2 separate regions of the Homo sapiens genome follow, and region 2 is linked to region 1. A link is a loop called in an ENCODE intact Hi-C map of the cell type or tissue named here. Cell type or tissue: mammary epithelial cell. All regions are shown on one strand. Each heading gives the region's core, and the rest is flanking DNA. Links, peaks and the distances in the headings are about the cores only. Region 1 overlaps LTF (lactotransferrin). Region 2 has its middle 14 kb from the start of CCR3.

The links. A loop is a pair of places that touch in the nucleus more often than their neighbours do. Peaks named below come from ENCODE experiments on the same cell type or tissue, not always from the same donor. Only the 100,000 strongest peaks of a DNase experiment are listed, where the experiment ranks them.
Region 2: a loop joins it to region 1, with 5 times the contacts of the local background. A loop is called at or near these places in 2 of 110 quality-filtered maps.

What each region holds. Positions count from the first base shown.
Region 1 is chr3:46,431,482-46,448,307 of GRCh38, reverse strand. LTF (lactotransferrin) reads left to right here. Exons shown (of 17, transcript NM_002343.6): 10 at 910-1,000; 11 at 1,815-1,868; 12 at 2,872-3,027; 13 at 4,726-4,867; 14 at 6,825-6,892; 15 at 8,828-9,012; 16 at 10,179-10,368; 17 at 12,079-12,663. The coding sequence ends at 12,113. Among named protein-coding and RNA genes, the nearest start is that of LINC02009, 16 kb to the right of the region's middle. RefSeq lists an enhancer at 4,991-5,492 and a silencer at 14,776-15,070. In mammary epithelial cell, for the core only: no CTCF peak of the experiment used is centred there; no DNase peak of the experiment used is centred there.
Region 2 is chr3:46,220,023-46,236,848 of GRCh38, reverse strand. It overlaps a transcript of CCR3 not described here. Among named protein-coding and RNA genes, the nearest start is that of CCR3, 14 kb to the left of the region's middle. RefSeq lists an enhancer at 15,012-15,181. In mammary epithelial cell, for the core only: no CTCF peak of the experiment used is centred there; a DNase peak (open chromatin) is centred at 8,388; H3K27me3 peaks cover 350 bases.

The sequences.
Region 1 (16,826 bases), core at 1,708-9,707:
GCAGCCTGGAACTCTTGGGCTCAAGTGATCCTCCCATCTCAGCTTCCCAAGTAGCTGGGGCTACAGGCATACGCCACCACACCTGCATAATTATTATTATTATTATTGTAGCGACAGGGTCTCGCTTTGTTGCCCAGGCTCGTCTCGAACTCCTGGGCTCAAGCAATCTTCCTGCTTCGGCCTCCCAAAGTGCTGGGATTACGGGTGTGAGCCACAGCACTCGGACGAAAACATTTTTTAAACATGCTTCCAGGATATCTTTTATGTGAATATGGCTCAGTTTAGTCATGCCCCCATTCCTCTTTGTCCCTTACTTTGCTATTATCAATAACCCTGTGGTGAGCATTCTTGAGTAGAAATCTTTGTCCACTTCTCTATTTTTAATATAGTTGTAAAAATATTACTGGGTCAAAGAGGAAGTTTCATACTACTGATGAGTCCATGATCCTGTGTTGTAGCCTGGACTTGTTCATTCTGGTGGTGGGCCAATATGACGACTTCAGCTTATGTGTTGGACAACTTCTGTGTAGCGCTTGGAGTGGAGTGCTAATGAGTTCAGATTAGATGAGGCCAGCTGTTCCCATCTGTGTCCTCAGTCAGTGAGACTGCTCCAGGAAGGTGTCCCCAAAGTGCCAGGGACACAGAAAAGGTTTTGCTCAGAGGACAGAGGATTAGTGCAACCTGTGCCTGGTCTTTCCAGTTGAATTGACAGCCCAGAAAGTAGGCAGGGCTGGGAGAGAATTAGTGGTGCACACGGTGTTTCCTCTGGCTGCTCAGTTTGAATAGTCCATCTCTTTCTGCTGTTTCACTGGTCACCTGACAGAAAACCATTCTCTCAGAGAGCTATATAGACAGGCAGGACGGGATGCAGCCTCACTGTGGTGCTGGAGATCTGCTCTGTCTTTGCAGAAAGGAGAAGCTGATGCCATGAGTTTGGATGGAGGATATGTGTACACTGCAGGCAAATGTGGTTTGGTGCCTGTCCTGGCAGAGAACTACAGTAAGTGGAGTTAGCATCCTCTGGTATATTCCCTCTGGGTCATGGGAGTGGGGCTATGAGTAATCCCATTCGGTGAATGCAGGTGAAACATTATGATGAACAGATACATTCAAAAGGGAGAATCAGGGAAAGAAGAAATGAAAGGGGCCGTGTTACCCACAAAGCCTATTGTGTTGAGAATTAACAAGGGACAGGTTGGTTTTATCTTCTTAATTTTCCAGAAGATCTCAGTGAATTATAACATACAAACAGAAAAGTGCACATAAATGTACAACTCATGGCACTTCACACACTGTACAGTCCATGCTCTCGGGCCCAGAACAAACACTGCAAGTTTCAGAAGCCCCTTATGTCCTCCTGTCCCCCGCCCCCTTACTCCTGCAAGGGAAGCCTCTCTCCTGGCTTCTAAGGTCGCAGATCTAAGTTTGCCTATGTTTTAAACTTCATGTTAAAGGAATTACACAGCATGTGTTTTTTTATGTCTGGTTTCTCTTGCTCATCGTTATGCTTTTCATCCACCTAAGTGTGTAGTTGTAGACTGTTCAGTCTCGTCGCTGTGTGAGTCTACTGTGATTATTCATCATTTGAGTGTGGATGGGCATTTGAGTAGTTTCCAGTTGGTGGCTGTGGTGAATAATGCAGCTGTGAATCTCTGTGCCATGTCTTTTGTTGAACATATAGACGCATTTCTCCTGCATGGAACTGCTGGGACGGTCTCTTTGGATTTGATTCTGCATCATTGAGATTTAAGAGTTTGTGGCTTCTCACTACATCTGAATGGATAATGATGTCTGGCTTGTCTTTATTCTTTCAGAATCCCAACAAAGCAGTGACCCTGATCCTAACTGTGTGGATAGACCTGTGGAAGGTGAGTTGGCATTAGCCACTTTCAGGGTCAAGGATAAGTTCTTGTTGCTGGAAGAGGAAGTGGCAGGAACTGTAAAAAAAACAGAAAGAATTGCAGCCCTAGAAGCTATAGGGCTTCTAGGAGCAATAATTTTAAGGGTGCAAATAATTCACAGAGGAATAGTTCTAATTAATGTTTATATTGACCTTCACACTTGGCAAAGAACATCCATATAGTCCCTCATTTTGTCATGGTCATGGAATGGGGGGTGCTACTTCCCCACCTCATGGGGATGAGGAAACAGTGGCACCGAGAGTCCCCAAGTGCCCAGGATCTCACTCACAGCCATAGGTAATACTGTGGTAGATCCTGGTCTTGACCCCGGGTCCTCGTGACCTGGGACTCGTGTCCCAGTGCTCTGTGCACCACTCCTCCTGCCCACCAGAGCTGGTGCTTGCTCAGTTTCAGAAAAGACTTGCCCTTGGTGGGTGTCTGTCAGATGCATTCTCTCAGGAGGACAACGGCAACCATGTTGAGTTCAACCAGTGCAGGGTGGGTTCAGACTCAGCTCAGGGCAGTCCCTGGGGACATGTGCCCCTGTACCCACACAGCCGTTAGCTGGCTGGATGTTGGTGCTCTTGCCTGATGCACACTGTGGTTGGTGATTTATGCACTGTTGGGGTCTCTCTTGTTGTTTATAGTGTTTGTTGCTGTAGAAGCTTACACTGAGAGATGCATTGCTGGTTTGTAACTCAGGGACATTGTGTGGCTGGTTGAAGACAGTCCCCTGTAATCACTAAAATAATCAGCTTTTCTTACTGTTTTATTTCATCAATCTCACCTTAACATAAGGCAGCAGCTTATGCTTTCTCGGTCTACCTAAAAAGGCCAGTTCTTTGAGGGAATCATTGCCTGGTGTTGCTTCTTGGCCTGTTTTGGCCTGGGCTGTAGACAGCTCCACTGGAATCCATGTGCCAGGCCTCCTGGAGGTTAAGACTTGTTTTTCTGTCATCTGTTATGCCAGGATATCTTGCTGTGGCGGTGGTTAGGAGATCAGACACTAGCCTTACCTGGAACTCTGTGAAAGGCAAGAAGTCCTGCCACACCGCCGTGGACAGGACTGCAGGCTGGAATATCCCCATGGGCCTGCTCTTCAACCAGACGGGCTCCTGCAAATTTGGTAAGGAGTTCCAAAGGTGCGGTGGGTGGGCCACCCTGGAGGGTAGGCATATTGTGCTGTGGAACCTTAGGGAAGGGAGGGGAGGGGATTTGCAGGCTGATAGTGGCCTGCAGGCCTCTTCCAGCATAAGGAAATTCTCCCTGTGGCTGCCCCCTGGAGGCGTGGGTGCACTGGGGGTTTCCCTGCACAGCACTTCCCATGCCCCATTCACCCCACCCCAAGATTAAAGATTGGAATATCTGCCTATTTCGCTGCACCCTAAGAATAAATGCAAGTTCCAAGATGTGCAAATGCTTTTTACCTCTTGGAGCTCCAGACCTAAATTCCTCTTAAACTCTGGCTTCCCAGCTTGGGGAAAGATGTCTGCCTGCCTCATGAAAGGTGACTCCTGTTACTAAGCAAAACTGACGCTTACTCTACACTGCAACGGAGCCTGAATAAGACCTCAAGAGCCTGGCTCCACCTGCTTCTGCAGTTTTCTCTCCCCACCACACCCCACACTCATCCTAGTCAGCATCAGCCACACCCTGCCTGCTGTGGGCCCCGTGGCATGGTGTGTAGCACATCCTCAATGTGACTCCCTTCTTGTATGGGCGTCTCCTAGGGCAGGGGCTCCACTGCATGGGTTTTTGATCCTGGCCGGGGCAGGCAGCTTTCACGTGGCTCTGCTCCTCACCAGCTCCATGGCAGCCTCTGAGCTGTAGGGAAACTGCCAGGATGGAATGGGAACTCCCAGCTTTTCCTGAGGTTGACACATAGTGTGGCTCTTCCAGCAGCAGTGGGAGTCTGATAATGGGTGACGTTTGCTCAGTGGGGCAGAGCTTTCTTGTCACCTTTGTTTATTCTTTCTTGGGTTAAATCACACAATGAACGAATTCAGATCAGGTTCAGCTGCAAGGAACAGAAAACTCCTGAAATAGTAGAGGCTTAAACAAGACAGAAGTTAATTTCTGTGTCATGTAGTCCAGAGGTGGTTTGCCTAGGGCTGGTATGAAGACAATATGGGGTCTGGAACCTGGGCTTTAATCATTTGGCTACTCTGCCATTTGTGTGGCTTTCATGCTCAAGGTCACCTCATGGCCCACATTGCATCTCTAAGTCCAGTCCCTGCTTCTGCATTCTATGTGCAGGATGAAGAAAGAGAAGGAGAAGAAAGGGCAAAAGGCATGTACCAATTGTCTTTCAAGGATGTTTCTGAGAAGCTGGCGCCCAACACTCCTGCTGATATTTCACTGGCCTATAGCTACCCATATGGCCATATGAGCCCCAGGGAGTCTGATAAGTCTAGTCTTTATACCAAAGGGCCAAGCACCCAGATACAAAGCAGGGTTTCCATTACTGATAAAAACAAAATCAGATCCTGGACTAGGCAACTCACAGGCTCTGCTGCACACAGCCATCACGGTCATGAGCTGAGTCCCCAGCTCAAGGCTGTGATGACGGGACCCTCCAGGCAGCCACAGCTCTCATCCCCAGCCTTAGTTGGGTGTCCATCTGTGCCTACAGTCTGAATGAAGCTTTTCTGGTGGGTCCTATGTTGGTGACAACATGTTGCTTTGTGATGGTGAGTGTGTTCTATCTAGATTGCTGTCCTGGGAAGTCTAATGAACTGAAACCACCCTGCATCGGCTGTTAGGTAAAGGTTGCTTGTGTGGACTCAGGTTTGAAGAGCTGACTCCCCGTGTTCCTTCTCTCCAGATGAATATTTCAGTCAAAGCTGTGCCCCTGGGTCTGACCCGAGATCTAATCTCTGTGCTCTGTGTATTGGCGACGAGCAGGGTGAGAATAAGTGCGTGCCCAACAGCAACGAGAGATACTACGGCTACACTGGGGCTTTCCGGTGAGTCTGTGACTGAGCTCCATCAGGATGGGGACTTACCTCATCCCTCAGCATGTCAGCATTGCAGTTCTAAGGAGCCAGATGTGACCTGTCACAGCAGAGTGGGGGTCATCCTGTGGGTCAGCTCATGGGTGGCCCCAGTGAGGGCTGTCCCCACCACACCCACCGCCCCAGAGAGTGGAGGCTGGCACCAGGGCTGTCTGACCTCAGCTCCGCAGTGCTTCTCCCTGTGGCTTTGAGCCAAGATCAACAGCAGTAGGCCTCAATAGCCTCGTCCTGAAAATCAAATGGGTAGAGTGTGGTATCCTAAGTGCTTCCTACAATTCCATTTATGGGGAAGAATTCTCTTTCCCATCGCCGCCCCTTTTCTTCTCACCTAGGTCATGACTATGGCTTAGGTTTCCCTTTTTCTCTGACTTTGGCCTTAGAAATGGCAAAGAGATGGCAGAATTGCAGTGTTATTCTCCAGTAACGAAGTGAAAAATAAGCCAAAAAACAAGTTTTCAGAATTCATAAGTTATAACCACTTAGTGACTTGTAACCACACCCCACGTTTTACAGCACCATTCATCCGGGTGTTGCTTCTCAGGGGCACTATTTACCAGTGTGAAGGGTGCAGAGAGGATCTTCCCCTGTTCCTTTTCCTCCATTTGCCAAGAGTACATTTCACGACCAGATGGCGTCATGTGTCTGAGGGTGTCTGAACTTTTTAATATAAATTCAACAGCCTTGTTCCAGTAATGGAATGACAGAAAAGTAGCTTTTGCTATATAAGTGGCTCATAAAAAAAGACCCAAAACAAAAAAAAATGTTTTGTGAATGTATAAAAATATCTTTAAGGGACTAAGGATTTGCAAATGGAAATGTGATTCTACTCAGAAATGCTGAACACATGTCTCATAAGAGCCCGAAAGAAGCATGTGCTCCTCTTTTTTTTTTTTTCAGACCTGCAGCAAGGTATTAGTTCACTGGAAACACCCACATTTTAATATTCCTAATTATACTGGAAGAAAATCCCTTGTCTTTTGTTTAAATTATATCTAGAATCTAGATTGGGGAAATTTATAGCAAAATCATTAAAAGCTGAAACCAGTGTCATACCCCTTTATTTCTATCATCCTTATAATGCTGGTTCTTAATTTTTAACTTTCTGCTGACTCTGTAGTATAGAAGAAGATCTAGCCTCTCACACTGCCCCCAGCACCTTTTCCACCACACAACCACAGACTTCAACTCTCTTCAGCACCCAACACGCTAATGTCATATTCAGTACTTATGACTGTGTAAGCGTTATTCTCATATTATATTTCCCTTATTGTACAAACTTTTTGTTTACTCTGGAGTTCATAAATGTCTTTTCTTATTTGCTTAATTTTCTGCACTTAAAAAAACACATCACTATCTCATCCCCAAACTGTCTGCCAGTAATGTAAATCTCCTAACAACATGCATACACACACACACACACACACACACACACACACACACACACACACACACACACACTCTCTCTCTCTCTCTCTCTCTCTCTCTCTCTCTCTGGGTGCTATCACAGTTTCATCATTTACTTGGAAGTGCTGCTCCAGAAGGCATCCATCTTCCTGCTGCAGTTTGGACTGGTTGCTGTGTAGGCCGCCTGCACATCTGTGGTCCTGGGGGTCCTGTTGACCATTATTTTGGTGCTTTCCTTTGTCTTACTTCATGTTAGATTGCCTGTTTCCTGGGTCGCATATCTTTAGATTTCTTGGTTTTGTAATGTCTTTTATATAGGGTTTTAAAAGGAGGGCAGGTACACCTGTGTTCAATCTGCCGCTGTAAACAGTAAATTCCTAGAAATAGTTGTCTTTTAGATGTTTACTTCCATATTTCAGTTTTTGGAATGCATATTACAAATATTTATGAAAGCCCCACTAGTTTCTCTTCTGTAATTATGTGTATATTTTCTGGAACATTTTAGGTGCCTGGCTGAGAATGCTGGAGACGTTGCATTTGTGAAAGATGTCACTGTCTTGCAGAACACTGATGGTAGGTGAAGGTGTTTCCTTTTCTCCTTCAAAGCAGAGTCTTTGGCATCACAACACATCTTAGTGTTCAGATTTGCCTTTGGGAAGGTTTTATAACATTTTCCATATTTGTGATTAAAAGAACTCCAAAATTCTTTATCTCAATAGACAACATGATAACATCTGTAGGTGTCATATGGATTTTGAAACGAAATTCATACACACACACTCTCTCTCTTTCTCTCACACACACACACACACTCACTCTCACACACACAGATACTAGCCATGCTCAGTAGCAAATGTCTCCCTGGCTTCCTCTAGTCAACCACAGAAACACACTGTCTGCCCACATGAGATCATGCATGCCTATTGGAAACTGTGGATGATGCTACAAACTGGGTGAACATATGCAAATGAAGCCTCCCTTTATGAAAAAGGAAGTAGAGGCCTTCATTCATCCCCATGTGAGCCTTGGTCTGGAGACTCCTTGGGAGTTAGTGGGAACAAAATTACAGGTGGTTGCAGATGATGGAAGATAATCTTCCAGCCAATGTTTGAACAATCACTCTCTCTCCTGGTCCTCAGCCATTTGCTACCTTCCAATCTGCATCTGTCTCCTTAGCCCCACTTCAGCATTCCAACCCCCAAGTCTCAGCAGGTGACTTGCTATTCTGTTTCCTGAGAAAGAACTGTCTCCACTTTCGGCCTCCCTCCTTCAGTAATCACTGCAGTCTCAGCCACTTCTCCCTTCTGCTTCTGCTCCTTCTAGTGTCTCTTGGGACAGAGATTAAAACAAGACATGTAAATTTGAAATTATTTCAATATCAAATAGAGGAATCCAAGAGAATGAATAAAGTGCTTTCTTAAAGGGAGAGAGCAGAGAGACAAACGGGAGCCGGAACAATGAGCCGGCATCTGCACAAACATAGACATGCATACAATTACATTTAGAATTTACAAGCCATTAACTGAAGTAATCTCCAGGGATCAGATTGATGTCAAATTTAATTTTAACTTTCTCCGGTACTTTACAACTGTATTTTGTTAGAATTGGCTGTATATATTTGATAAACCTATAAAAGTTCCTTTCCTTTCTCTGGTTACACTAATAGCATTTGAATATGAAAGGGAGGAGAAACCAATTTCTCCTTGAATGTAAACCATCTATTCTTTTTCTGGAACTCACTGAAAAATATGGCATAGGTGGAGGGTTTTCTTCTTTAAAAAAATAAGAACTCTAAACAGCTTTATTGAGGTAGAATTCATATACTAAAAAATCCACCCATGCAAAGTGTACAATTCAGTGATCTCCAGCACATTCACAGAGTTGTGCAGCCATCAACACAATCCAACTCTAGAACGCTTGTATCCTCCCATAAAGAAACCCTTGCACCTATTATCAGTCATTGCCCTATCCTTCTTCAGCATTGGCAACCATCAATCCACTTTCTGTCTCCATAGGTTGGCCTATTCTGGACATTTCATATAAATGGAGTCATATAATATGTGGTGGGTTTTTTTTTTTGAGATGAGGTCTTGCTATGTTGCCCAAGCTGGTCATGAACTCCTAGCTTCAAGTGATTCTCCCACCTTGGCCTCCAAAGGGCTGGGATTACAGGCATGAGCCACCGTGCCCAGCCTATTGTGTGGTCTTTTGTGACTGGCTTCTTTCACTTAGCATCGTTTTCGAGGTTCATGCATATTGCAGGATGTACCAGAACTTCACTCCCTTTTATTGCTGAATAACATTCCATTGCATGGACACAGCACTAATATTTGGTATATTTGAAGTTTGTACAGCTTGTGTAGGATGAAGCTCCTTCTCTGTTCCTCACATCACCACAACCCCAGTGTGTGCATTTGGGAGGTCAGTGGAATGGCCACACCCACCCAGAAGAGACTTCTTGGCTAAGCAGGGGAGGCGTGGATGATGCCACCTTCTTTTTCTCCCCAGGAAATAACAATGAGGCATGGGCTAAGGATTTGAAGCTGGCAGACTTTGCGCTGCTGTGCCTCGATGGCAAACGGAAGCCTGTGACTGAGGCTAGAAGCTGCCATCTTGCCATGGCCCCGAATCATGCCGTGGTGTCTCGGATGGATAAGGTGGAACGCCTGAAACAGGTGTTGCTCCACCAACAGGTATGGACCACAGGGCTTCTAGTGCTTTCTTAGCTGTGTGGGCTCATGTTAGGTGAGGAGATCACAGAGCTAGGTGCACCAGCCCACTCGATCCTCTCTAGTCCTCTACTTGAAGCTCATGGTGAGAGTATTGGCTTCATGCTGTGGCGTTGCCCAGAGTGTCAACAAGAACAACAGAGGCTTTTGACTCTGGGCTTTCTGGGACTCACTCCATTTCTGCTGAGACTCTGTGCCCTGGCCTTGTTGCCATCACTGCCTGGCTCAGAGGCTGTCTTTTTCCCTCCTGCTGTTCTTCTGGCAAATGAGGAAGCCACTGAGCCTTCCTCCCACATGCATTAGTATAGTGCTTTTTACTCAGGTGACATTTCCTGAACCTGGGCCGAGTGAACAGTGCTCTAGGCCAGGCCTCTAAAACAGCAAACTCAGAAGGTGCCCTATAGATTTAGGGCTCTCTAAATGTGATTTGAACGAAATCCCAAAATTTTCTTAAAATCTGGGATTTTATTAGAACTTCTATTTTTATCATATAACATCATGTCTCTGTGTGCTTTTGAAGAAAACAACTCAGGAATAACAAGACTGGCCACCATAACTGGCCTTTATGGAGCTCTTAATGTGCACACACAGTGGTGCTGGTGAGAGAGCTGCCGTGACTGAGGGGTTTGGGTCTCAGTCTCCCCACATGGGAGCCTGGGACAGAGCAGGAACTGTGTGAGGGAGGCAGGGTGACCGACCTGCACACTGAGCTGGTTAGTGGCTGAGCCTGGGTTTTCCTAGCAGCCTGCCTCTCTAGAAGAGCTGCATATTAGAATGTCCTGAGCAATTGACTTGTGAGGGCAGATCTCAAAACCCCTCCATTGTTGCCTTGTCACCCATAAGAAGTTGTATGGGAAAAGGTCACAGGTTAAGAAGGAAGGAAAGATGGCAGATGGTAGGAGGTAGGACCAGAAGTGGTGCGAGGCCTGGATGCTGCCCAAGGCGGGCCTGCCACCAGGAGTGTGGGGTGGGGGACTCCACTAAGGAGGTGGAATGACTCCAGAACTCAGCTCCTTCTGCCCCATGGTTTTCTCAGGGCTGTTCTTGGGTGGAAGAAATACCCCTTTGCCTCCTTTAACCCATAAATTCCTCTTTTCCTTAGCTACTCACTGTCTGCCCTTTTGTCGCAGGCTAAATTTGGGAGAAATGGATCTGACTGCCCGGACAAGTTTTGCTTATTCCAGTCTGAAACCAAAAACCTTCTGTTCAATGACAACACTGAGTGTCTGGCCAGACTCCATGGCAAAACAACATATGAAAAATATTTGGGACCACAGTATGTCGCAGGCATTACTAATCTGAAAAAGTGCTCAACCTCCCGTAAGTAGACCCTAGCTAGCATCCCCGAGAAACCACCATGGGTGAAGGTCAAGGTTTGAGGGCCAAACAGCATTCTAGGAACGAACACAGGTGTAAAAATGTTAAGGAAAGATAATATCTCTTTACAGTTCAGGAAATTATAATCTCATTGATAAAATAATTAGAGAATAAAATAGAGCAGTATGTAATAAATTTTTATAAATTTTATAGTACGGATAGTGATGGCACTGTCATGAAATCTTTGGAAACTGATAATCCATTTTATTCAGTAAAATGAAAGGTGCATATATACATATGCATTGAGAAATGACAAAACCAGCCACGTGTGATGGCTCACACCTGTCATCCCACCACCTTGGGAAGCAGAGGTGGGAGGATGGCTTGAGCCCGGGAGTTTGAGACCAATGTGGCCAACACAGAGAGACCTTGTTCTACAAAAATAATTTTAAAAATTAGCCTGGTGTGGTGTCAAGCACCTCTAGTCCCAGCTACTTGAGAGGCTGAAATAGGAGGATTGCTTGATCCCAGAAGGTTGAAGCTGCAGTGAGCTATGATTGTACCACTGCACTACAGCCTAGGTGACACCGAAAGACCCTTCCTCAAAAAAAAAAAAAAAAAATCTGATTCTAGACAGTTACCATAGATGCCAACTATAGAGAAAACAAAATCTCAAAAAAATTCAAGTGTAGGAAAACACATCTTAACCAGGGAAATATGTTGATATTAATTTAATCCCTTAAAAATATTTAGAAGACATCACAGAGTATTGTAAGGCTCCCGGTGATAACTGTGGGATTTCAGTGTGCACAGCTCCCTGTGCACTGCAATCATTCAGATTCCTATTCCTGGTCCCTCACCCAGAGTTGGGGGCATTAGGGATGCTGTTGGTCCAAGGATGGGGGCAGGGCCAGAAATGTCTTTATCGGTAGTTTTCAATGAGAGACAATTTTTCCCCTGAGGGGATATTTGACAATGTGAGAAGCATTTTTTTGATTCTTACAACATAGAGGGTGCTGCTGGTAACAAATAGGTAGAGGCCAGGGATGCTACTAAACAAAGCACAGCCAGCCCCCTGCAATAAAGGGTTATTATCAGGCCCCAAATGTCAATAGTGCCAAGGTTGAGAAACCCTTTTCTGTATTGACAAACAACTCAGGTCACTGTGATGCAGGTCAGGACCACCCTCTGAGAAATATGGCTACAGGGCTCTTCTTGTGAGCAGCCAGCTCAGGACTGCATAGACCACATGCTTCTTGAGGGCAGGCCAGTCTATCCATGCTGTGTCCCCAGCACTTAGCACAGCAACTCACACAAAGCAGGTGCTCAGTAAGGATCTGTGAATGAATGAGTGAATCTGCAGGTGAACATGATTGCAAACAGGTTCACATTCCGGGAGAAGCTAGAGGACCACCAATGTCTTGTGAACTTGAGAATGTGACAGTCGATTCAATCAGAGACAAGTGCAGGGTGGTTGTGTCTCTCAGGCCAGAGCAGGGAAACACCCTGGCTGGTGAGGGCTAGACTCTGGCTCCCTTGAACACCGTAGTCGCTAGGAGTAGGGGAGTGGGAATATGAGTGTGGCAAGCACTGACTCAGTGATGGGAGAAGGGCAGAGAAAACTCTTAGTATTCTCTTTGATTTATTGGATTAAATAACTGGTTTAATGGAAGAAATCAGTTTCTGAATCTCTTGCTCTGTTGTGTCCCACAGCCCTCCTGGAAGCCTGTGAATTCCTCAGGAAGTAAAACCGAAGAAGATGGCCCAGCTCCCCAAGAAAGCCTCAGCCATTCACTGCCCCCAGCTCTTCTCCCCAGGTGTGTTGGGGCCTTGGCCTCCCCTGCTGAAGGTGGGGATTGCCCATCCATCTGCTTACAATTCCCTGCTGTCGTCTTAGCAAGAAGTAAAATGAGAAATTTTGTTGATATTCTCTCCTTATAAAGTGTCACTCATCTTTTCTAGAATTTTATACTGAAATCACATGCCTGACAAAATACCTGTACAGTTGGACCTTCCCTTCCAAGTTTTTCAGGTCCAGCCCCTCCTCTTTCTTGCAGTCTTGGGTATGATGCCCAAGGGTCTGGAATTTAAGGCCAGGCCAAGCACCGGTTTTCCTAAGGGGATCTTGTTGGTTATTCACATAGCTGTCTCAGTGCACGTGCATGTATGTGCCTGGGAGTGTGTGCGTGTCCCCAAGGCAGGGCAGGAAGAGCAAGCATAGGAATTATAACTGAAATGTAGGTTCAGTTGCTCATCACTTGCAGAGTCTAATTAACAAGAGCTAGGTTTGGTATAAAGTGACTTTTATTCCAAAGCTACCTTAGGGGAAGAAGTACAGGCTTCTTTCCTTAAGGGTAACTGCTTCACCTTTGGAGCAGAAAGCAGAGGCTTTTAAATGGGGGGCGTGGCATGCAAGGCAGGAAGTGAGCAGGTAGAGGGTCTGGGTACTGGCTTTGGTGCCTTGTCTACCAGGCAGTTGAGTTGGTTACTGCTGGTGCCTTTGTGGGCAAAACTAGGTTGTAAAAGCAGCCAAAAAATTTCCAGATGGGAGAGTTTCATAGCGGGCATATTTTGGCTTGTGAATTGACTGTTATGTCTCAAGGTAGTCTCTTGGTGGGAGAGAGTTCTGCTCTGTAGCGTCTAACTAAGAGCACATAGTTAGATGAACTTGCCCTGTTGGGAGTGTCTGGTGAAGGGGAGATAAAAGATTATAATTGCATTTCTAAAGAGCTAAGTAGGAAGCAGAGAAAAGGAGAGAGAAGTGAAGACAGAATAATTTTAAATAATGAAGAGAGAAATGAAGAAGGAATAATTTTCCTGCTTTTCCATTGGTTCTTTGGACATAACAGGCAAAAGTGTCAATCAGGGTGAGACTGTTCCTTCAAGGGCAGAGATCAGACAAGTGTCCTGAAACTCTGCCTCCATTGTGGGGGCAACCATTTGGCCATGTTCCCCACTGTCAGTGAGATGAATAGCTCTGCTGCTGCCTGCAAAAGCCTCTGAAACCTGTCAGGAAAGGACATTAATTAAGGTCCCATAATGCTAGGATGAAGCTCTTTTCCTATTTGCTACTTTGAATTATGGCCTGATATGTTGTCCATCCTCACTAACATGAGAAGATTAGTCAGTGAGCAACATCTGATGGGGTAGCCACAGCAGTGATAATGCCAGCACTCTTAAACATGACATTTGAACAGTATGAACTTTCTTGTCTAAATAAGATACTAAAGTGAAATTGAGGCCCACCTATGAAATTCTCCTGTTCCAGGTTGAAAAGAAATGGAACATCGCTGTGTCTCTCTGTTCACGCTAGGTTATATTGCTGTAGCAAATGGCCTCCAAATCAAAATCTTAGTGGCTAACATGACAAAAATGTGTTTCTCTCTTGTGTCCATCTCCATCATGGGTCAGCAATGGATCTGTGGCTCATGTCTTTATTCTGAGACCCAGGCTGAACCAGCAGCCCCAATTTTGGGCATGTTGGGCTTGAGGCAGAGGGGAAAATATAAGAGACAGAGGCAGCTGCTCTGCCTATGGAGTGCTATTCTTTTATTCCTTTATTTTCTTAATAAACTGCTTTAACTTAAAAAAAAGAGACAAAAGCATCATACAATAATACTTACAGTGTCTGCTTGGCAGAGGCCATATCATCTTTATCATTTCATTGGCCAGAGAATTCACATGGCCACAACATCAGTGAAGTCGCCCAGGAGGAAGGGGCAGTGATAGAGGACTGGGGTTAGTGCAACAGTGCAAGGAAAAATCTTCAGAGCATTTCATAGTGCCCAGCCAGAAGGCCATCACAGGAATGTCCCACCCACCCACAAAGGCTTCTCTGCAGTCCTAGAGAGGTGTCCTTTGCCCAGGTCCCACCCCCTTCCCAGAGCATGGCCTGGTAGGTGTGGCTGGATCTCAGTCCCTGTGTGCCACTCACCAGGATGGTTGGGCCTCTGCCTGCACAGCTGCACAGGCCACCCCAGAAACAGAAGATTGACTAGATGCAGGATGCTTCCTGTGATATTTCACAATTTATCCTGCATTAATGATATTTTCCCATACAGAGAACCATGCAGTAGTTCCCAAGGTTGGGTTCCCTGAGGGGGAATCATTCATATTTGATTTCAGAAACCCTCCCTTCAGGCCATTGCTAACTTTTGCTGTAACACCAGTCACTCTCTGAGGTTCAGTAACAGCTTCATCTTCCTCACCCTGTGCCACAACTTTAAGACTGGTTTGGGCACATCCTCTTATCATTTTTGTGTATGTCTCCTGGGGTCTCTAAGTCCCAAATCTTTCCTTAAAAAGTTATTTCTGTAGAGCACCTGATTCTGTCATTGTTCAGGTTGCCACTATGTAACCCACATGGACCTAGGGAAACTGAACAAAGGGGGCAAACGTGGGAATAAAAGACAAGAGACAAAAGAGTATATTTGGAAGAAGCGGTCAGGGGGCACTTTGCCTCTAGTGGACAAGGGCCCTGAGCTTTACACAACCCTCCGTAGTGATTAGACAAAAGAGATAGTGAGAAGGGGGGTGTGGAAGAAGGGATCAGCTGCTCAGTCCACAGTAGGCTTGCAAGACTGCATTCTCCAGATGTCCCAGTAGATAACCTCAAGGAGCCTGGTGCCAGGAAGTGATTGCCCTCAGCAAACCTTCTGGCAGTGGGAGCAGTCGTGAGTTTGCCCACATCCTGCATTCATGATAAACAGTTTGCTGTTTTATCATATAGCCTCCAGTGGAATGATGAGTTGGTCAGTCCCACGAGCCTTAGGCTCCCTAAATATCCCCCTTTCTGTTTATGAATTAATTGAAAGAATGTAAGGCCAGGGTGGGCAGCTCTCATTTTCCGATTGGTGGTCCATCCAATTTTACAGGCTATGAACAGAAGACAGAGACAAAACAATATTATTCCAAGAACTACATGTAAGATGTTAATGTAGTGCCTTAGATAAGTCCAAGGATTGAGGCTCTCCAGGCCTTGCTGGAATTTGGTCCAGTCTTCTAAAGAAGGCTGAAACTCTTGAATTTGCCTATGTAAATCAAGAATTTTGTTTTGTAATTCACCAATATCAAAGGTGATGTTAGATGTGAAAGCTCCCTGCAAATGGGCTTTCACAACGTCCCACAGATACTCACTTTGGTTATATTCTAAGTTGGTTACACAAATATGAGTGTGATTAAAATGACAATGCAATCAAGCTTTGTGCTTTTCCCCTAACCATAGAACTGTGGATTTCAACATTACCACTTTATTGGGAGAACCCACCCTCAGTATTTCAACATAGGTTCCTTCTATTTTCCATAAGTGTTGGCCAGCTGAGAAATAAAGAGAGACAGTACAAAGAGAGGAATTTTACAGCTGGGCCACCAGGGGTGACATCACATATCGGGGGAACCCACCCCCAATATTTCACGTAGGTTCGTTCTATTTTCCATAAGTGTCGGCTGGCTGAGAAATAAAGAGAAAGAGTACAAAGAGAGGAATTTTACAGCTGGGCCTCCAGGGGTGACATCACATATTGGTAGGACCGTGATGCCCACCTGAGCCGCAAAACCAGCAGGTTTTTATTAAGGATTTCAAAAGGGGAGGGGGTGTAAGAACAGGGAGTAGGTCACAAAGATCACATGCTTCAAAGGGCAAAAAGGAGAACAAAGATCACATGCTCCTGAGGAAACAGGACAGGAGAAAAATCATAAACTCCTGATAAGGGTCTATGTTCAGTGGTGCACGTATTGTCTTGATAAACATCTTAACAGAAAACAGGGTTTGAGAGCAGAAAACTGGTCTGACCAAAAATTTACTACAGCAGAGTTTTTCCCCACTCTAGTAAGCCTGAGGGTTCTGCAGGAGACCAGGGCGTATCTCAGTCCTTATCTCAACTGCACAAGACAGACATTCCCAGAGCGGCCATTTATAGACCTCCCCTCAGGAATGCATTCTTTTCCGAGGGTATTAATATTAATATTCCTTGCTAGGAAAAGAATTTAGCGATATGTTTCCTACTTGCACATCCATTTATAGGCTCTCTGCAAAAAGAAAAATATGGCTCTTTTTGCCCGACCCTGCAGGCAGTCAGACCTTATGGTTGTCTTCCCTTGTTCCATAAAAATCACCGTTATTCTGTTCTTTTTCAAGGTGCACTGATTTCATATTGTTCAAACACACGTTTTACAATCAATTTGTACAGTTAACACAATTATAACAGTGGTCCTGAGGTGATGCACATCCTCAGCTTACGAAGGTAACAGGATTAAGAGATTAAAGACAGGCATAAGAAATTGTAAAAGTATTATTTGAGAACTGATAAATATCCGTATTAAGATGAAATCTTCACAATTTACGTTCCTCTGCTGTGGCTCCAGCTGGTCCCTCTCTTCGGGGTCCCTGACTTCCCATAACACCACTTCAGTTTGTAACTCAGTGTTAATTTTATTCTGAAGTAGCCATGCTTGGTCGGCTG
Region 2 (16,826 bases), core at 4,813-12,812, 210 kb after region 1:
CCCTCCTCTGCTGAAGAATCTTCAGCCATGTGCTATTGTGTCTTAGATAAGGTACAGACTCTTGGAACTGAGGTTTTGAACTCTTCTGAGCCTGCTGCCTCTCTTCCCACTAGGGTCCCACTATGTGCTGCCTCTCTCCAATGCTGCTGGGAAACTCTGGACATCCTGGGGACCCCAGTGTGAGGGAGCTTGACAACCAGCAGTCCCAAGAGGGCCAGCAGAACCAGTGGAGAAGAATTAGAGGAACTGGAAGCCTCTGGTCTGCAAAAGAGAAGATAAGAAGTCCTCTAGTTGTTTATTATAGAGGTGACATTTCCTGTGGGCAGTTTGACGCAGCCCAGGGTGGAGAGGTTACATGGAAGCAGACTTCTACCCAATGCAGCAACAACAGTGTCAGCAGGACTTCCTGGAAGGTGAGCCGTCCTGGGAGCCTGTCGATGGGGCTGGTGGAGCAGAGCCCATGTGGCCTTGCACATGCACCACCATGGTGAGGGCAGCTCTCAGCAGCCGGTGTCTTCCCTTTTCTCTTCTCTCTGCTGCTCTGAGTTCAACTATCATGAGGGGCACAAGGTCAGAGATAACCAAGTCCATGTATTTTCATGTCTTTCCACGAGGTCACACTTCTGCTGGTGCTGTTTCAATCATAAAAGCCACGAACTGCATGGAGTTCCCAAGGAGGCAGTTCCCGTTGGTACCACCCATTTACTCTGTAGTCAGAGCCATGGGCACACAGGCTCAAGCCACTCCCCAAGTCAGTCAGTATTGCAAACCATACATCATAGTATACTTAATCAATATATAAATATTATAGATTAAATATTCCACATCAAACAAAGTAACATTTGACATCAAGAGAAAAGGGATAGGAAAAAGAGTTAACAAACCAGTCCAGGGAGAGCAACATGAACAAAAATAATGTCCTGGAATGCCCCAGGTGCCAGTCAGCATCAGCATCTTGCAAGGAAGAGTATTTGATGTGCGTAGAGCCTTCGGCAGCAGATGCCATGTGCTTATCACAAATGACAGCAAGACAGCATCTGTTAAGTCTGCTGTTTTGAGCTGCTGAAGTCCTGCTCTTTTATGGCCAGTCCTCTGGTGAGGGCTCGTAGTGGAAGAGTATGTTTGGTTATGTCCTTATTTGCTTGAATGCAGTGTTTTGTTCAGGCAAAAACATCTGGTCCTCAACGCCTTTTGAAATGTAAGATGAAGTCTTTTTCTAAGATGGAGTTACTTATGTCAAGGGCACTCTATACACTGACCTGCAGTCAAGATTCAGTTTCTCCACAAAGATATCTCTTTCTGCTTAGAAAGAATGGACTCCAATCCCAGTGAGTTATTAGCAATGTGAAAGTTTCAATTTTCTTGTCTATAAATGAAGATCATTATAGTACCTGCAGGGATGTGAGAATTGGGTGAGCTAGCCTATGAGAAGTGCTTGTAGGAAGTGCGCCTCCAATGCTAACCATGATAGCATGTGTTGTTATGTCTTAATGTAGCAGGCCTTGGTACTCACCTCCCTTTCCACACTCCTGTGGCATTTATTGCCTACTTAGTCTTCTGGTGCTCAGTATCCTCTGGAGAGAAAGAAGCCCTTCCCTGTCCCCTGCCCCCTTTATTGTCTGGGATCTGAGCAAGTTAAGATATGGGGGTAGGTGGGGGAGTGAGGGAAAAAAGAAGCCTGTTAATTAAACCACAGAACTGTACAGATGTATCTACTGAGTGACAGGCAGCTCTCTTTCAAGAGGAAGAGGAGCAGAGCTGGGCTAAGGCTTCCCAGCTATTCTTTCCAAATCTGACCAATTTAAAAGCCACTCCACCTCCAGTAGAGGGGTGGAGAGAAGCCAGATGTAGACCCTTTGAGCTCCCTTCAGGAGAAAGGGAGTGGGATGTGGGAATGGGGGCTATGCATGGGCGTGAGCCCTCCACCTGGTGAGTGGACCTGGTCAACTCCATCCTCACCACTCACTGTAGCCTTAGAATTCCCCAGAAGTGATTTAAACAACCAAAGAGCTTCATTTCTTCATAAAACAAGCTAAATGCTGGTGATGGTGGTGGAAGGAAAGCCATAATAAAGAAATCTTAAAAAGCAGTGGTTCTGGGGCAGAAAACATAAATTTGGGATAAATTATCGACAGGAATATGGAATTCAGCAGTGACTCAGATCTTCATGGGAGTGACTCTACTGTGTGTTCCACATAAAAACAAGGGAAATCAGGGGGTATTTTGTGGGGTGCTCCAGTTAGGGCAATGAGTGCTCATCAATTGCAAGACTAAGCTTTATAGAATGTTAAAACGAGGCTTAATTTATGTGAGGATAAGCACAACCACATAAATTCTTGGTAGAAATATGGCTCCAGATAACATCTGGAGCCCAAGTGGACTCTGAAAGGGTATGTGGTCACTCTGGGAGATCTTGGATCTGATGTTTCACAGATGTCAAGGATCTCCCCTGGGCTTTCTTGGGTATCAAGAGCCCTCAGGCCTTTCAGGTTGAAGCTTCTCATGAACTACCCATTGATTAAACCAATGAATCCATCCCAATACATTTAATGTCTCTTAGGATAAAAGCATGCACTGTTAGAAAACACTCCTGGAGATTCACAGTGCATTAAAGGCCCCTGAGAAGTCCTGTAGTGATGAATCTGTTTGAAACCTTCCTAATCCAGCATTTCTCAAACCTATCTTTAACTTAGAAAAAAAATACTTTTCAAATGACAAGTGTTAACATCTCTCAAGGTCAGGATGCCTCAGGAGCACTCTGAGCAGTGCCGGCCTGATGCATGCACAGGCACTACAAGGGCATACTGCCCCCTGTCCATTGTCTTACCTTGACGGGGTATCCATTGCAGCCCAGGAGGTGGCAGGATGCTCTTGCAACCCTGCTACCTTACCCCTGTGTTGCAGATGGGGAAGCTGAGACTCAATGAGGGACTTGGCAAAAGCCACAGAGAGTGAAGGGCAGAGCTGGCTCTACCCCAGAGCTTGGGCTAGCCACATGGTGCTCTGTTTTCCGGCATGGTACTGCCGTCTGAAGAAGAGTTGCCTGTTGCCCTTCAGCCAAAGGTGAGGATGGCATCAAACCTGAAGGAAACCAGAACACAAAGTGGTTTCCCCAAGGTCCAGAATGGCTCGTTCTGTCCTGGCTTTTCCTACCACGGGAAAGAAATTTTTGATGCTTCTTTTGGGGTTCTTAGCTCACAGGAAAAACAGAGGTGTGTGGGAAAACCCAACCAAACACAAATGTCTTCCAATCTCCCAGATTCTCACTGCCACATTACACTGAAGCAGACACATTTCTGGGGGGCGGGAAAAAAGAGCCAAAACAACAACAACACACGCAGAAGATAGCTTAGGAGTATGGGAACATGGGAGGGGAAAAGCAAAGAACCTCAGAAATAGGAAAGGGTCAGCAATATTTTGCAGGAGAGCATAGGTCAAGCCACAACCTTGAGCATGTGAACGGAAACGATTGCCAGAGCAGCAGGGAGAAGTGCAAAGCTTCCTTTAATGCACCCACCTTCCTTCCCGGGCACCAGGGCCAGAAATGTGGGGCTCCAGCCAGACTTGTGTTTACTGTCACTTTTCTAGTGAAGTTAGTGGAAGGACTTTTGTAGCCAGCAGGGCCCCTCTCTAGCACGTTGGCAATCCTGTGTATTTCTGTGTTCCCTCCACTGACAGCACGTCACCCTCCTGTGAAAGCTTTACAAAAAGGACTATGGGCCGGGTGCAGTGGCTCACGCCAGTAATCCCAGCACTTTGGGAGGCTGAGACACGTGGATCACGAGGTCAGGAGTTCGAGACCAGCCTGGCCAACATGGTGAAACCCCGTCTCTACGAAAAATACAAAAATTAGCCAGGCGTGGTGGCGTGTGCCTATAATCCCAGCTACTCGGGAGACTGAGGCAGGAGAATTGCTTGAAATCAGGAAGTAGAGGTTGCAGTGAGCCGAGATTGTGCCACTGCACTCCAGCCTGGGCAACAGAGCAAGACTTCATCTAGAAAAACACAAAAAAGGATTATTCCCCTGATAGATAGCCTATTCTACAAAAGAGACAGGAGTGAGAACGTGGAAGCTGTGCTATTGGGGGAGGTGGTGGGCCACCTGTGATTTCAAGATAACAGGTGAACAAGAGTCTAGCATTGATCTGGGCCTTGATATTTACCATCAGTGCAACATCACATCCAGAATGGCACCAAGGATGGGGCAAACCACCGGTGCAGCCATGAACATGCCCCTCCCACTCCAGAAAGCCTAAGACCCCTCTGCAGGCTCTGAAATCAATGTTGTGCTTCCAATGACTGAGCACACAGGGATACTGAGGCAGGCCCAATCCCTAGAGATGCACTGACATTAGCTTAAGGACCCCCACGTGGCTATGCCAAACCTTCCTCAGGCTGCAGAACAGTCTAGGATGCGTCTACTACCGCTTGGTTCCCCTGCTACCTCACTGGGGTTCTGCCGGCTTTCCCAGCCCTTCCTGCTCCAGCCCACTTTCCCTCCCAGGTGCTTTTCCAACAAAATCTTTCCCTGTGTAAAACCTGCTTGGTGGCTGCTTTTAGAGATCTGGACAGACGTAACCTTCATGTTCAAATTAGCTTCAACATATTCCTTCAGGGCATTCCCGTGAGGGATTGTGTTGTTGCTTGTTCCTCTAACCATTCTGTGTGTTTCATTTTGCTCATTTTCATTTTTTTATAAGAACATCAAAAATCTAGTATCAAACTCAGTAAATAAATATGACGATGAAGAAAAAAATTGAACAATGATTTAGAAATTATGCAGAAAATACATTTTTCTCCCCAGGATATGGAAAATACTTCCTAATTAAATGCAAAAACAATGCACTTCCAATAAACAGGAACAAATTCATATAATGTTACCCAAGTAAAATATGTGAAGTTCTTATTTCCATGGTACCTCACACTGTCACATGGGCCCCTGGAAATGCAAGAGAGACATTGGGGCAGGGAAAGAGATGGGATAGATCAATAGATCTTGTTTCTCCTGAAACAAGATAAGAGGGGTGGATGAATAATGGATCTTTTTTAAAAACCACTTTATTGAAGTATAATATACAAAAAGCTGTGCATATTTAATCTATACAACTTGATGAGTTTGGAGAGAAATATACCCCTGTGAAACCCTCATCATAATCTATACCATAAACACAACTATCACTTCAAAAGTTTCCTCCTGTCCTATTTATCAAGATTATTACTTTAACGTAAGATCTACCCTCTTGGCACATTTTTAAGTATACGATGCAGTGTTGTTAGCTAGAGGCACCATGCTGTTCAGTACATCTCTAGGACTTATTCATCTTCTGTAACTGAAACTTTGTGCTCGTTGACTAATACAGATAGATAGATAATAGATATTGAAGCTAACCGCTCCTTTTCCTACAAGTAACAACCAGAAATATTTCTTATTGTGGGAAGATGTAATCTCTGCTTTGTTCACACCTGAGTAATAAAGTGTTTTGGAGCCTTCTATAAACTGCAGTGGCGATCAGGATTCTCAGAAAGTCATGTAGGGAGGGGTGCACAGCCCATTTCCATATGGAGTGCTGTTTTGCATCTCATCCACAAGATTAATCTGGGCACTTTTAAAACTTGTCAAAATCTGGGCCTGGCACAGTGGCTTATGCCTGTAATCCCAGCACTCTGGGAGGCCAAGGAGGGCAGATCATGAGGTTAAGAGATCGAGACTATCCTGGCCAACATGGTGAAACCCCTTCTCTACTAAAAATACAAAAATTAGCTGGGTGTGATGGTGTGTGCCTGTAATCCCAGCTACTCGGGAGGCTGAGGCAAGAGAATCGTTTGAACCCGGGAGGCAGAGGTTGCAGTGAGCCAAGATCGCGCCACTGCACTCCAGCCTGGACGACAGAGCGAGACACCTTCAAAAACACAAACAAAAAACAAAACAAACAAAAAACGGATCAAAATCTGTTTTGAGCAGCACAAATCCTGAATGAATAAAAACATGTGCCTAGGTCCCTGCCCTGGAAAAGATCAGAGGGCCAGTGTGGAGGGTGGAGGAAAAGTGCCTCGGTCCTTAACACCGATAAAGATGACTTTAATGCACCCAGGCTCATGAACTAGGACAGTGATCCGGAGGACGGGGCGAGGAGGTAGATGGAGGGGCTGCATTTACATCGTCAGAGGGGGCTGGGCCCTCTGCTAAGGGCTTTAGGTACCCTGTCTTGTTCAAACTCTTCAGTGACCCTGGGAGATGAGTGCATTTCTTTTTACCAGTTCACAGAGGAGGCACTGAGGTGAGTTTGTTAAGCAACGGGCCCAAGATCACACAAGCAAAAAATGGTGGGGCTTGTCCTGGAATCCAGCTCTATCAGATTAGTACCCAGCCCTAACCACTCTGCCTGCTGCCTTCCTGGAGGTCCGTTGATGTGGCATGAGGGGTTACATAGGACCAGGTGGCCTGAGGGGTGGGTGGTGGAGTATTTCTGTTCACTCCAGGCTTTCCATTCCACTCCAGAGGCCCATGTCCAAAATTCAGGAGTTGAATTTTATGTCAGGACACCTCTGCTTTAATTCTACACTTCTCTTTAATAAAGAAAATCTGAAGAAAACTTGCATATTGTGACTTCATTACAGAAAAGAATGAGTCCTCCTTATAGAAGGAGAGTGTCATGGATATTGGTGGGGCTCTGCTGGACCCTGTGGAGTCCTTCTTACCTTTCCTATGCACCCCTTTCTGTTTCCATGTTTTTTGCTTCCAGCTGCTTGCACCTATGATTCTATCAAGACCTGCCCTCTGACTACTGGAGTGGTTTTGCCCACAGAGCCAGAAGGAATCTCTCCAACTTCCTTGTCTTGTGTCAGAATAGACTCTGAGGCATAACCTAATGCTCCTGAGTCCAGCGTCCACTCATGGGATAAGGGCTACCCTAAGGGCTCTGCCTGGGACCACGCTCTTACTTGGCCTCCTCCCTCTCTGTCCTGCTTCTCTGACTCCTATGCTGTTTTTTTTTCTCAGCACATTTCCTTAATATATTCCTTGCACACGAATCTTCACCTCAGCATCCAGGATCATGATCTAAGATAAGGAGTTTACCATGTATGGGATCTGTTGTTGTTTTAAACAACTTATTGCAATATAATGTATGTATAATAAACTACATCAATTTAATGTCCGTGATTTGAGGAATCTTGACAGCTGTACACATCTGTTAAATAACTCCCATAATCAAGATTCAAAATATTTCTGTCACCTCCCCCAACCAGAGATTCTTTGTGTCCCTTTGCAGTCCTTCCTGCCCTCCACCCCCAACTCCAGACAACCATGGCTTTCCAGTCCTTAAGTTCAGTTTCTTTGCAACCCACAGCCTGAATATTTAAGGCAATTTATATCATCAATGCTATACATTTTAGGTTTTTGTATGTCAGCATCCCACTTCAAGGTACCAATTTCTATATTTGTTAAGAAAATGATATAAAAAACAAACTCTGAAATGTACAGTGGACTTAAACACTTAGGAGTGTATTCATTGATCATGTAAAGCTAATCAGGATTGATAAACATTAATACAGGCTCCTAGGCACCTTTCATATTGTGATTCTGATATCACAAGAGTTAGCATCTGAGATCACAACATATACAACTGCACCACCCAAAGGAAGGAGACAGTATGAAAGAATGTTCATGAAAGGGCTTTATGGGCTGGCCTGGAAATCGCTCATATCACTTCTATCTATATCCCATTGGCTGCAACTCAGTGATATGACCACACGCACATGCAAGAGAGACTGGAAATACAGTCTACCTATGTGCCCACAAGCTATCAAAGCTCTCACATATGCATATAGCTAGCTGAGCAGGAAAGGAAAAGCTAGAAAGAGGAAGAAGAAAGAGACATTGACACATAACATTATCATTTTTGATAATAGCAAGCACAACAACCAAATGACACACACATGGTAAGAATACACATAGCAGATGTAACATGAGAAAGAACAGATGAAAAGAATAACTATCATCTGATGAGCAGGCACATGCCAAGTGTTTTATCATGCATCATCACATGTATCCTCACAAGTCTGTAGATATCCAGTTTACAGATGAGGATTAAGGCAACGCAAGATTATATGACCCACCATGTTTGTACAGTTATCAAATGGCAGAGAATAGATTTGTACACAGGTATTTTTAATTCCTAAGCCTGTGCTGTTAACATTGGGCAGAACAAACCAATTGTAGTTTGTTTTATTTTTTCCTTCCATGAGAGCCTTGAATATCACCAGCAGATTTCAAAATAAGTCTGGGTACCAAGAACGTGAAGATTATGTCATATCATTAAAAGATCATAGAAGGATTAGAGGAGATGGATTTCACAACTTAGACCTCAGGGCAGATGGCCAGGAAGACATGTGCACCACAGATACAAGGGTGGGGTCAAATTCAGCACTAAGAGATAGGGAAAGTTACTCGCTATTTACTATAGCCTCTGCATTCACAGAAGGGTGACTCAGATAAAATTCTTATAAGATGATGGGTGAAGAGGCAAATTTTAAAATTAGAGAGAAAAAAATTTCTCTTTGTAACAACAGGGATAGAGAGAGTGGGAGGGGGTGTGCGTACAATGTAAGATCTAGGAAGAAAGACCAGGGTGTCCCCAGTGAGATTGGAAAGGCTGTGTGGGACTGTGAGGAAGAAAAAAAAAAAAGACCACAAACTGGGCAGTAGGTGGGAAAGAGTTTGGGAAGGAAAGACAGAAATGTTAAACAGGGATTTTCAGGAAGGCTTGCTGTATAGTGTGGGATGTTATCTTCCTATTGTCAAGGTTTGGTCATACAAATCTTCTCTAGGTATGTTGACTAGGAAGGGGCTTCATATAAAATGTAGATACCTTCACAACGAATACACTTTTTCAAGTACCTATGGAACATTCACCGAGATAAACCATATGCAGGGTTTTAGTTTTTTCATTAAAATTATGCCAAGTATGTTCTCAAGCCAAAGTGGAATCAACTAAAGTTTAATAACAGAAAGATAACAGGAAAATCTCTAAACACTTGAAAATGTAAAAACACTTCTAACTAATTTATGGGTCAAAGAGGAAGTCTCAAAGGAAATTTAAAAATATACAGAACTAAATGAAAACAAAATAATAATATATCAAGGTATGTGGGCTGTAGCTAAAGCAGTTCTGAGAGGAAAATATGCAGCGCTAAATTCTTCCATTAGAAAAGAACAGTCTCGCATCAATAATCCAAGTTCTTTCCTCAAGAAACCAGAAAATGCAGAGCAAAATTAACTCAAAACAAGTAGAAAGGAGACAAAAATAAAGAGAAAATATAAATAAAATTGAAAACAGAAAAACAGTAGATAAAAATCAAAGAAACTTCCATCACAAGGGATGCAAGAGAAAAAAAGGCAAGGAAACAAAAAGCCAGTTTTTCAAAAAAATCAAGAAAAGTGATAAACCTCTAGCAAGACATACAAGAGAAAAAGAGAAGACATAAATCACCAATATCAGAAATAAAACGGGATATTACTACAGCTTCTTCAGCCATTAAAAGGAATAATAATAGAATACTATGAACTACTTTATTATCATAAATTCAACAATTCAGAAAAACTAGTTTGTTGAATATTGACATAGATAAAATATCTATGACAGAGTGATTTAACAAAATGTTTCAGCTGGGCGTGGTGGCTCAGGTCTGTAATCCCAGCACTTTGAGAGGCTGAGGCAGGGGCTGGGATTACCTGAGGTCAGGAGTTTGAGAACAGCCTGGTCAACATGGCAAAACCCTGTCTCTACTAAAAATACGAAAAATAAAAAAATAGCCAGGCATGGTGGCATGCACCCATAGTCCCAGCTACTCAGGAGGCTGAGGCATGAGAATCGCTTGAACCTGGGCAGCAGAGGTTGCAGTGAGCCGAGATCATGCCACTGCACTCCAGCCTGGGCAAAAGAGCAAGACTCCATCTCAATTAAAAAAGAAAATATATATATATATATATTTCACCTATTCATGGTAAACACTCAGCAAACTAAAAATAGAAAGACACTTCCTCAACTTGATAAACAGCATTTACAAAGAGTCTAGAGAAAACATTATACTTGATGGAGAAAGAATGAATGTTTTCCTCTAAGATCAAGAACAAAGCAAGGACGTCTACTCTCACCACTCCTATTCAACTGGAAGTTTAAGCCAGTGCAGTAAGACAAGAAAAATAAATAAAAGGCATACAGATTGGAAAGGAGGAAATAAAACTGTCCCTATTATTTAGGAAAGACATAGCGGTCTACATAGAAAATCCCAAGGTCAGTAAGATTGCAGGAACAAAACCAGGAAACAAAAGTCAATCACATTTATATGTACTAAGGAACATGTGGAAGCCAAAATTAACAATTTTTGTGCCATTTTCAGTTGCTCCAAAAAGCTTTTAGATGATACTTAGGTATAACTCTAGCTAAGTATGTACATGACTTGCATGCTGAAAACTACAAAATGCTGATAAAATAAATCAAAGAAGACCTAAATAAATATAGAGAGATATACCATGTTCATAGATTAGAAGACTCAACAGTAAAGATGTCAATTTTCCCCAAATTAATCCAAGGTTTAGGGAAATTTATATTATAGAAATTCCAGTGAAATTTTTATAGCCATTTGTAAGCTTATTATTCTTAAGTTTATATGGAAAGTCACAGGACCTAGAATAGCTAAAATAATTTTGAAAAACAATAATAAAGTGAGAGGAATCACTTACCTGATTTCATGACGTATTATATAGCTACAGTAATCCAGATAGAGTGATATTGGCAGAGAGATAGACATACTGATCAAAGAACAAATAGAGAACTCAGAACTAGACTCACAAATATGCTTAACTGTTTTTTGACAAAGGTGTAAAGCCATTAAATGGAGGGATAGTCTTTTCAAAAAATGGTGCTTGAGGAATTGTACATTCGTAGATAAACCAAAAAACAAAATGACCCTCAGCCTAAACCTCACACCTTATACAAGAAGTAACTCAAAAATGCAAACAACATATCTAACAAAATATTTGTTTAGAATATAAAGCATTCTCAAAACTCAAAAGCAAAAAAGCAAAAATTCCAATTAGAAAATGGTCAAAGATATGCACAGACATATCACTGAAGAGGATATACAGATAACCACTAAGCACATACAGAGATGTTCAATATCATTAGTCTTTAGGGAAATGCAAATTAAAACTACCATGAGATGTTACTACATACCTATCAGAATGGCTGAAATAAAGAATAGTAAAACAAACACTGGCAAGGATGCAGAGAAAATGAATCACTCATACTTTGCAGCTGGGAACATAAAATAATACAGCCATTATGAAAAAGAGCATGGCACTTTCTTACAAAACTAAATTCGTGCTTACAATACAACCCAGCAATTGTAGCTGGGTAATCCCGAGTAGCTGGGATTACAGGCAGGTGCCACCATGCCATGGACAATTTACCTAAAAAATGTTCAAAGATTTAAAGATTGAGATGGTAAGATGCCTAATGAGTTAATGCCTAAATCTTAAGTTTTTGCATGTGCACATACCCATGTAACCACCAGTCAAGACATTACTAGAACCCCAGAATGTTCCCTAGCACTTCTTCCCAGTCAGTACCCACCTCCATAGAGGTCATGTCTATTTTATTTCTATCACTGCTGATCAGTTTTGACCATTATTGAATTCATTATAAATGAGGTTATGTAGCATGCAGTAGCAATAGTTTGGTCTTTTATATTACTATATATAGTATTCTCTCATATGACTAATTTATCTGTTTTACTACTGATAAGAATTTTGGACTATCAGTTTGAGACTATTATGAATAAAGTTACTAACAACATTCTTGAACACATCTTTTGGGTTTATGTGCACTTCTCTTGGGTATTTACCTGGAAGTAGAATTGCTGGGTCACAGGGAAAGCACATGTTTAGCTTTACATACTGCTAAACAATTTTTCAAGTGGTTGTACCAATTTATACTTGCACCAGCATGGTGTGAGAGTTCTCATTGCCTCATAACCTTTTTAATACTTGGTATTGTCTATTGTCAGGGTTTGTTTTTTGTTGTTGATGGCTTTTTTTTTTTTTTTTTTTTTGACAGAGTCTTGCTCTGTTGCCCAGGCTGGAGTGCAGTGGCATGATCTCGGCTCACTGCAACCTCCGTCTCCCAGGCTCAAGCAATTCTGCTGCCTCAGTCTCCCAAGTAGCTGGGATTACAGGTGTGTGCCACGATGCCTGGCTAATTTTTGTATTTTTAGTAGAGACAGGGTTTCACCATGTTGGCCAGGATATCTCAAACTCCTCACCTCAGGTAATCTGCCCGCCTCAGCCTCCCAAAGTGCTGGGATTACAGGTGTGAGCCACCGTGCCCAGCTAATTTTTGTATTTTTATTAGAGATGGGGTTTCACCATGTTGGTGTTAGCCAGGCTGGTCCTGAACTCCTGGCCTCAGGTAATCTGCCTGCCTCAGCCTCCCAAAGTGCTGGGATTACAGGTGTGAGCCACCGTGCCTGGCCCAGGGTTTGGTTTTTTGTTGATGTTGTTTTGCGTTTTTTTCATTTTAGCCATTCTGGTGGTTATGTGCTGCTGTCTCATTGGTTCGTCTCATTAAAACCAGTGGTTTTAATTTGCATTTCTCAAATGATTAGTGATGCAGAGCACATTTTCACATACATGTTAGTTATTTGGATATCCTCATCTATGAAGTTTCTAATCAAGTCTTTTGCCTATTTAAAAAACAAGAGGCCATTGGTCCTTTTCTTATTAACTGGCAGGAGTATTTAATCGATTTTGTATATGCATCCCTTTATTTGAAAGAGCTCTCCCTGAGCTGTTTCTGGCTGTGGGCACTCATGCTGCTTTCTACCCAGCTCCTGGCACACCCTGATCACACCCGATGGAGACTCTATTTACCGACACCTCTGGGCTTATGTTTCTGAACCTGCTCAAGTCATCCACTGTCCTCTAGTACCTCTATCCATGTCCCATACCTGCACCAGCACCCTGTCCGTGGCCAAGTTTCAGGCAAGCCATGGGATCTAAAATGTCTCTCTCCCTTCTTTGTCAGGAGCCAAAAGAATTCTTGCTTCCTGAAACTGAGGCAGGCTGAAAGGGAAAACAGATTGATACAAGTGACACGTGATAATGTCACTCTGAATAAAAGAGGTCAAACTGTACTTATCAATAGTCACACATACATACATGCACACACACACCTGCATGCATGTACACAACATGCATGCACACACACAAGCATCAACTTTAATCAGCAAGTCCTTACACTGACCACCTCTTATATATATGCATCTCAGTGCTGGGTACTGTGGAAAACATATGAAAAAGGATTGGGCATGGGCCCAGCAGCTGAGAAGCTTACAATTTAGCTGGAGAGAAAAGATGTAATACAGATAACATGATATAAAATGCTGTGTATTAGACTGTATGTAAGCCCAGACTCAAAAGAGATTTTATTTGTTTGTTTGTTTGTTTTCAAGACAGAGTCTTGCTCTGTCACCCAGGCTGGAGTGCAGTGGCACGATCTCGGCTCACTGCAACCTCCACATCCTGGGCTCAAGCAGTTCTCCTCCCTCTGCTGGGATTACAGATGTCCACCACCACACCCAGCTAATTTTTGTATTTTTAGTAGAGACAGGGTTTCACCACATTGGCCAGGCTGGTCTCGAACTCCTGACCTCATGATCCACCCACCTCAGCCTCCCAAAGTGTTAGGATTACAGGCGTGAGCCAACACACCTGGCCTCAAAAGAGTTTTAAAACTTGGCATGCAAGACTGTAAGTGTTAACTTGGGCTGGACCTGGACAGGGAGTTTTTAGAGCACTTCCTTAATATACTTTCTCCTTCCCCTTTTTAGCATGAAGGGTTTCTTGACAATTTTCTTGCACATAGGAGACATTCAACAGATGTTTACCAGTTTGACTGAGGCATAGGATGAGGAAATAAATAGCCACGTAGCTCCCATCGGCTGAACATTTACCAAGTGCCAGACACATATTGAATCATATTTAATTATTGCAACAATCCTGAGAAAGAAATATTACTCTCACTATTTTAAACGTGGGGAAGCTGAGGTTCTGACAAGCGGTAAATAAAAATGCCCAAGGTGGCATGGCTGGCATCTGAGGGCTGTGCCAGGTCTGGTGTGCTGGAGGACTTGCTGCCTGTGGCAAGGTGCTGCCATTGTCTGTTGCTTGAACAAGGTGAGGAGCGCAGCATGCCTGGCCATGCATGATGTCTGAAGTTAGAGCCCAGGACCTAGGGCACTAGATCTGTGGGGTGGGGCCCTGAAAGATTAAGGGACTCTGGAGGTTTTTCTCCTGAGTTCTCTACTAGCCTGGCAGTACCCTTCAAGAAGAATCCTAGGGCTTCCTGATAGGTAGCTTCAGAGGCAAGGCAGCAGCAAGAGGGCGACAAATTAAATAAGAGAAAGTAACGCAACCAGGCTGCCTGTCAGCCCCTGTAACTTCTCCAGATTATCATACTGGACCCATCACTTGCCCAGTCTAGCTAGAAGTTCATCTATCCCCATGAAACCCCCATCTCCCCACCTCCACCATGGCCATCCAGGAATGCCCTAGGTGTGCCATACTCTGTGGCTGCTGTGTTGATATGGATTGGTGGTGTGGCATGATACATGGTCCTGCTTCCTCTGTCTCACTGCTCTGAAACAGGAATTCAGACATGGGTCCTTTGATGTGGAGAGTGTCACGCCTTATTGTCCTAGAGAGTGGGACAGCCTGGGAGGCCTGCCTATCTGACCTTCAGGGCTCCTGCCCAGTCCTCAGGGGGAATCTTCAGTGCCAGTTTGTGTGGAGGAAGCCTGTGGGAAATTGTGTGGACAGCAGTGGCAAGAGAGGGGCTGGGGAGGGACTAGGGGGCACACGGGAAGAGGAAAGGCAGGCAGAGCTAAGTGAGGGGTGGCGGCCAGTCAGGGGCCCAGACACACTCCTTCATGGACCCCCTTCTTTGTCTTCAGTGGTCTTGGGTAGGTCTGCTTTGCAAGGGGCAAAAGAACACAGGATGATCCTTTGGAAGAAGTGAATGTGCATTTCAACAACCGGAAACCTGCCAGGGGTTCTTGGAGGAAAGCAAGCTCAAAAATGAAGGCTTAAGCAAAACAAAATAGCCCACCCCGCAGAATAACCCACAGAGGGAAAAGGAAGACAGGAATAAGACTAAAAGTCTAGAAAAGGGAAGTGCAAATTGGGTTCAAGATGCCTCAACTGCAGGCAGAGCCGTGTGGTTTGAACTGTTTGTGTGACTTGAAACATAGCCCAGCCAAGGTCAGGACCTCTCTTTGTGAAGGATTGGGCTGCGGGGGGCATGTGAGGGGTGCATCTTGCATGTGCAGGAATACCCCTACAACTAGGGAATCAGGCCCCAGCTGCTAGTGGGAAGAGCAGATATTCAAGTAAAAGCTATTTCTGCTGAAACCAAAGATTTATATAAACTCAGATACAGTATTTGTTGCTGTTGTCAGATCCATTTGTCCTTGAAGACTTAAGATGAAAGAAATGCAAACATCTTCCCTGTACATTCATGGCCTATAGGTACTCTGCAATGGTGTGCTGGTAAATGTTAACAACCAGCTTTCTGGAGGAAGAATCAAAACAGGCACAACATGCCTGATATAATAGCATCAATTTCCAGTTTCCTTGGTGTAAATACTCTCCGTGGCCAAGTTCAAGTTGTGAACTTAATATCACTAAGGCGAAGGTGGGTCTAACAGAGTTTAGGTAACCATAATAACAGAGTTTGTTGAGTTTACATTATTTGCTAAATTCTTCATGTGCATCATTTTATTTTATTATTTCAATAGTTTTTGGGGAACACGTGGTGTTTGGTTACATGGATAAGTTCCTTAGGTGTGATTTCTGAGATTTTGGTACCCCCATCACCTAAGCAGTGTACACTGCACCCAGCGTGTAGTCTTTAATCCCTTGTCTCTTTCCCACCCTTCCGTCTAAGTCTCCAGAGTCCATTATGTCATTCTGATGCCTTTATATCCTCACAGCATAGCTTCCACTTATAGGTGAGACCATAGGATGTTTGGTTTTCCACTCCTGAGTTACTTCACTTGGAATAATGGTCTCCAACTCCATCCAGGTTGCTGGGAATGACATTATTTTGTTCCTTTTTGTGGCTGAGTAGAATTCCATGGTATATGTATATCACATTTTCTTTATCCACTCGTTAGTTGACGGACATTTACTTTGGTTCCATATTTTTGCAATTGTGAATTGCGCTGCTGTAAAGATGCATGTGCAGGTGCCTTTTTCATTGTAACGACTTCTTTTCCTCTGGGTAGATACCCAGTAGTGGGATTGCTGAATCAAATGGTAGTTCTACTTTTGGTTCTTTAAGGAATCTCCATACTGTTTTCTATAGTGGTTGTACTAGTTTACATGCCCAGCAGCAGTGTAAAAATATTCTCTTTTCACCACATCCCTGCCAACATCTATTATTATTATCTATTATTTTTTGATTTTTTAATTATGGCCATTCTTGCAGGAGTAAGATGATATTGCATTGTGGTTTTGATTTGCATTTCCCTGATAATTAGTGATGTTGGGCATTTTTTCATATGTTTGTTGTCCACTTGTGTATCTTCTTTTCAGAATTGTCTACTCATGTCCTTAGCCCGCTTTTTGATGGGATTATTTGTTCTTTTCTTGCTGATTTAAGTTCCTTGTAAATTCTGGATATTCACCATTTTGTCAGATGCACAGTTTGCAAAGATTTTCTCCCACTCTGTGGGTTGTCTGTTTACTCTGCTGATTATTACTTTTG